Linked DNA regions of Mus musculus: region 1 is linked to region 2. Evidence: chromatin loops called from intact Hi-C (ENCODE). Cell type or tissue: heart. All regions are shown on one strand. Each heading gives the region's core, and the rest is flanking DNA. Links, peaks and the distances in the headings are about the cores only. Region 1 holds the start of Wdr41 (WD repeat domain 41). Region 2 has its middle 17 kb from the start of Snora47.

Region 1 (2,885 bases), core at 1-2,500, 370 kb after region 2:
GATTACCCCAGGACTGAGAATCACTTAGACTGGAAGGCTGACTGTAATTCATAAGTAATGTTCTCTCATTCATTAGGAAAAATCACCAGCTCTTATAGTGTACATATTCAAGGCAGTTACACAATTGAAGTACTTTTGTGTGGAAAAGAAAACGTAAGATCCAGCATGCTATCCCATGGTGATGGTTTTGCATTTATCTGGTCTCTTTTCTAGCTGTCACTCAATTATGTGAGAGTTTTACCAGGTATGACAGAACTGAATAAAATAGTGTATTCACTAAATAAGCAAATAGTCAAATATATGTTATGTGTCCATTCAATAATCCACAATTCTTCCATAACCCTAAGGACTTCAAATTATATAAAATAAGTGATTTAAAAAAATCACGTGTCAATGTCAAAGCTATGAGGAAGTTAAAACTGCCAAGTTTGCAATAATCCAAACTGTAAAATGCTTCCTATAAGGAAGGAAGTGTAACACAAATTGTTGTGTGGCACATGAAGTAAATTTCAGATGTCAACATTTTTAAGGTGACAAAATTATTTTTTCAATGTGACGATGAGACCATACATGTACTAAATAAACAGAAATCATTTTCTCACTTAGCTTCTCGGAAAGCAACTAGTTAAATTTACGTTCCTTAAGCAAATTCGAGTCCCGGCTGAGAAGACTTATCGGTTCAAATAAATCAAGAGTGGCAGTCACTCCTGCTGGTTTGTAGTTAAGTCCCAGTTTCTTAGCAGAGGCCAGGTGGCCCTGAGCAGCCGCTTCCGGCGCTCGCCGCAGGCCCCGCCCCGGCCCCGCCCCCGGGCCCCCGCGCATTACCTCGGCTAGGCCCTGCGGCTCGCGGCCTCCTCCGATCAGCCAGCGCAGCATCGGGCCGGGGCGTCCGCGGCCCACGGAGCGAGGGCCGCCGCGGCGCAGGTGCTGGGGCTGCGGCCGAGTGAGCCTGGGGCGAGGCAGCGGGAAAACAGAAGTCTCGTTGGGGCGCCCGCACTGAAGGCCGCGACGGCGGAGGCGGAGGTTCCGCGTCCCCAGTGAGCACGCGCGTGGGCGCCGCGCGGTTGGCGCAAGAGCTCAGGTCGCTCGGGCGCCCCCTAGTGGGCGTGCGCTGCGGCCATGTCGCCGCAGGACCAGCGCTTGTCTAAATCCTGTGTAGCTACGGCGCCCCTTAAACACACTAGCAAGTCTCCTGGTTTCCCAACAGCCAGATGGAGAGGGTGTGCCTGCAGTAGACTTCTGCTCCTGGACGAATCTAGTGGCGTTCTTGTACACCAAGCAGCCAACATTGTGTGCCACAGAATAAGGACTGTACCAAACCCTAACGCCTCCCTTTTTACAGACCAAGAAACTGACCCGCTTAAAGATTAAGTAATGTGTCTAAAGATAAAAGCCAGCAGGTGGCCATGATGGAATTAAGACTTGCTCGGTAAACTTCAAAACCGGTTCTTACACATTGCCTGGACTGTCTTCCAAAGCAGGAAGTATAAAGCGAAGGAATCCGTTCCCTGGCTGTGCTGCTGAAACATGGAGCGACATTTCTAGCTCCAAACATTCTATGTCAGCCTCTAAATTTTCTTAATAGTTACACGACTGGTTATACAACCTGGCTTCGTATCAAAAATTACCTGGACACTTTTGAAAATGTAGACTAGGAAAAGCAATCTCTAGTTGGCACATAGAAATCAAAGTTTGAGGGGACTAATATCCAATATATATATAAAAAACCCAAGAAGGTAGACTCCAGAAAATCAAATAACCCCATTAAAAATGGGGCTCAAAGCTAAACAAAGAATTCTCATCTGAGGAATACCGAATGGCTGAGAAGCACCTGAAAAAAATGTTCAACATCCTTAATCATCAGGGAAATGCAAATCAAAACAACCCTGAGATTCCACCTCTCAACAGTCAGAATGGCTAAGATCAGGTGACAGCAGATGCTGGTGAGGATGTGGAGAAAGAGGAACACTCCTCCATTGTTGGTGGGATTGCAAGCTTGTACAACCACTCTGGAAATCAGTCTGGCAGTTCCTCAGAAAATTGGACATGGTACTATCGGAGGATCCCACAGTACCTCTCCTGGCCATATATCCAGAAGATGTTCCAACTAGTAAGAAAGATACATGCTCCACTATGTTCATAGCAGCCTTATTTATAATAGCCAGAAGCTGGAAAGAACCCAGATGCCCCTCAACAGAGGAATGGATACAAAAAATGTGGTACATTTACACAATGGAGTACTACTCAGCTATTAAAAAGAATGAATTTATGAAATTCCTAGGCAAATGGATGGATCTGGAGGGCATTATCCTGAGTGAAGTAACTCAATCACAAAAGAACTCAAATGATATGTACTCACTGATAAGTGGATCTTAGCCTAGAAACTTAGAATACCCAAGATATAAGTTACAATTTGCAAAACACATGAAACTCAAGAACAATGAAGACCAAAGTGTGGACACTTTGCCCCTTCTTAGAATTGGGAACAAAATACCCATGGAAGGAGTTACAGAGACACAGTTTGGAGCTGAGACGAAAGGATGGACCATCTAGAGACTGCCATATCCAGGGATCCATCCCAAAATCAGCCTCCAAACGCTGACACCATTTCATACACTAGCAAGATTTTGCTGAAAGGACCCAGATAGAGCTGTCTCTTGTGTGACTATGCCAGGGCCTAGCAAACACAGAAGTGGATGCTCAGGGTCAGCTATTGGATGGAGCACAGGGCCCCCAATGGAGGAGCTAGAGAAAGTAACCAAGGAGCTAAAGGGATCTGCAACCCTATAGGTTGATCAACAATATGAACTACCCAGTACCCCCCAGAGCTCCTGTCTCTAGCTGCATATGTAGCAGAAGATGGCCTAGTCGGCCATCAGTGGAAA
Region 2 (2,912 bases), core at 111-2,610:
CCTCAGGCTGACACTGCCCACTTCTTCATGTCCCCAAGAGACTTACTAAAAACAAGCAACAGGTGGTCACAGTTGGCTTAAGCCATCTGTGAGCCATCAGTTGGGGCTGAGCATGTTGCTGTCAGAATACTTTTGGGGTTTGGTGGACACCAGAGGAGAGGCAGTGGATACTGCGTAAGTAACCGTTGCCTAGGTAACCATGCTACACTACATCTCTACTACCTATATCCATTCAAATACAGACTTCCAAACACTTGGGGAAATCGGCCACTGCTTTAGGCACACATTGAATTATTAGTGATCCAAGGGTTATGCAGCTTTCTATCTCCTTTTCATTATTTTTATATATGAATCAAGTCCAGAGTCTCATGCGTGCCTGCACCCCAACTCCTTGGGAAAGGCTTTCCTTGCCTCACCCTCAGCAGGATAAGTAACTGAAGGGTGAAGAGGAAGGCTGGAGACTTGGAGAGTCTGTACAGCAAATCCTCAAACCTTCTGGGAGTGCTGTGTAGAGCTGGAGGGCAGCAAATCTTGTCAGAGTTTGTCACAGCTGGTCCTTCAGCCCGCCTAGCTCAGGACGGATGCGATGCAGGTCCTGGGTCATTTATGGCTGGGATGCAGTGCACATTGAGTGTGTGAGAGACTGCACTAGGCACTTAAGTTGTATCTGTGACTCAGCACTTTAAGAATTAGAAAACTTACGACTTAAGAGGGTTTTTGTTTGCTTGTCGTTCTTACTGGGGAGTTGGGGTGGATCCGCAGCATTACCTGTATTAAAGGGGAAAAAAAGGTGGGGGCTTTATTTCCTTCAAGGTCAAAACAGGCTGGCGGTTCTTTGTCTTTAAATGGGTAAACCTCAGCTATAGACGCAGCAGAAAATATGCCGAGTTCTGGTCTCTGACTCTGGTAGCAGTGGGCCACTGGAGTGGGCAGAAGCTATGTCACAATCCCTGTGCAAGTCCCCTCCCATTCCCAACCAGTATGGCCAGTGATAACAGTTCTCAGTCTGTGGTCTAAGACTCTTGGTCCCAAACAGCTTCCTAGAAGTCTTGGCACTGGGGGCTCACGGCTTTTCTTCTCTGGGTCCTTACAATGTTTTAATCCTTTAGCCTCAGTTTTTTCCCTCTCCCGTCTTCCCCCTCTCCTCTATCCCCTGTCTCCTCTGCCCTCTTCTTCCTTCTTAGCCTGGCCGCTCTCACACTGTCCACAGGCTCCAAATGCTGATCTTTATTACATGCACAGTGCAGCTCCTGCTAGGCCCACTAAGGTACTTGCCTTATGTGGCATGAGCCAGGTGCTGGTGCCTCTGCTATCCTCCCTCTATCCTGCCCACCCACACCCAAGCTCAAACTGAGAGTGGATAAGACCATTCTGACTAAGCCTATTATTGGGGCTGCTTTGCAGCAGAAATGGGGCAGCAAGGGATAGTGCCTCTCTGCTGACATGCTGAGTGAGCCTGAGTAGTCTGCTTGAACAGCTGTGGAGTGTGTGCATCATCACCGTTTGTTTTGGACAGTCAGCCTTGCCTCAGCACCAGTCAAGGATGCTTTGGATGTGAAACAACCAGAGCCTTCTCTAGGCACCAGTTACCGCTCTTTCTGTTAGGCCACCAGGGGGCGCTCTACTCCTCTAGCCAAGGTGGAAATAGTTCCAAGGTTATTTAGATTTCTAGGCTTACTGCAGCGAAGAATCTAGCTCAAACTGTTTCGCACAGCCTGACTGTGGTTCTATCAGTATCCATAATACCACGAGGACTGACACCAGTTCCAGTGCCAAGCAATAGGCCATCTCCTTCTTGGTCTGTGTCTTAGGGTTACTTAGGCTTGCTATGATAAAGAAGAAGAAGAAGAGGAGGAGGAGGAGGAGGAGAAGGAGGAGGAGAAGGAGGAGGAGGAGGAGGAGGAAAGAAGAAAAGAAGAAGAGAAGAAGAAGAAGAAGAAGAAGAAGAAGAAGAAGAAGAAGAAGAAGAAGAAGAAGAAGAAGAAGAAGAAGAAGAAGAAGATCGAAAGCAAGTTGGAGGGAAAGTATTTATTTGGCTTATACTTTCGCATCATAGCCCATCACTGAAGAAAGTTAGGAAGTTAGGGCAGAGACTCAAACAGGGCAGGAACCTGGAGGCAGAAGCTGATGTAGAGGCCGCGGGTAGGGCGTGTGTGGAGTGCTGTTTACTGGCTTGGTCAGCTTGCTATCTTATAGAACACAGGACCACGAGCTCAGGAATAGCACTACCCACAATAGGCTGGACCCTCCTTGCATCAATCACTAATTAGGAGAATGACCTACAGCCAGATCTGTTGAAGGTATTTCCTCAGTTGAGGATTCCTCCTTTCAGGTGACCCCAGTTTGTGTCAAGCTGCCATTAAATGGGCCAGCATAGCCTGACTTATTGCTCAGCTGTCTCGGTCACAGCTAGGGAGAATCAGCTGGCAGCATAGTGTAGCTGTTCCGAGGTATCTGCAGAATATTCATCATGTTCGGTGCTGGCATAAGGGTGGTCCCAGTTGTCTGTTAGAATGACAGTCTTTTTGTTCAAGGTAGCCAGGGCAGCAAGGGGGAGCGAGCTGGCAGCTGCTGACTCAGGAGCCAAACTGCCCCATCCCAGCTGCCTGAGATGATTTTGTAGGTAAAGATGCCCCTGCCAAACTTGGTGACCTGAATTCCATCAGGACCAACTTGGTAGAAGGAAAGAACCGACTCCTGTGGGTTGTCCTTTGACCTCTTGCACTTAGTCAGGCAGGCGCAGGCGCACACCAGAATAAATAAATGCAGGTTGTTGTCTCTGACCTCTTGCACTACAGCACGCATGCTCAGGCCCATGCAAGACTAAACAAATAAATGGTTAAACAACAAGAAACTTCTATTGTCCTGTCCTTAACATTGCTCCCCGTTTGTTGGAAAGTGAAATGGCAGGA

What was found. A loop is a pair of places that touch in the nucleus more often than their neighbours do. Peaks named below come from ENCODE experiments on the same cell type or tissue, not always from the same donor. Only the 100,000 strongest peaks of a DNase experiment are listed, where the experiment ranks them.
Region 1: it touches region 2 in a loop (4-fold over the local background); 2 of 42 quality-filtered maps call a loop at or near these places.

What each region holds. Positions count from the first base shown.
Region 1 is chr13:94,974,530-94,977,414 of GRCm38, reverse strand. Wdr41 (WD repeat domain 41) reads right to left here and starts at 1,071. Exons shown (of 14, transcript NM_172590.3): 1 at 826-1,071. The coding sequence starts at 876. In heart, for the core only: no CTCF peak of the experiment used is centred there; a DNase peak (open chromatin) is centred at 1,084; H3K4me3 peaks cover 1,363 bases; H3K27ac peaks cover 1,095 bases.
Region 2 is chr13:95,345,884-95,348,795 of GRCm38, reverse strand. No RefSeq gene overlaps it. Among named protein-coding and RNA genes, the nearest start is that of Snora47, 17 kb to the right of the region's middle. In heart, for the core only: a CTCF peak has its summit at 1,603 (motif pointing right); no DNase peak of the experiment used is centred there.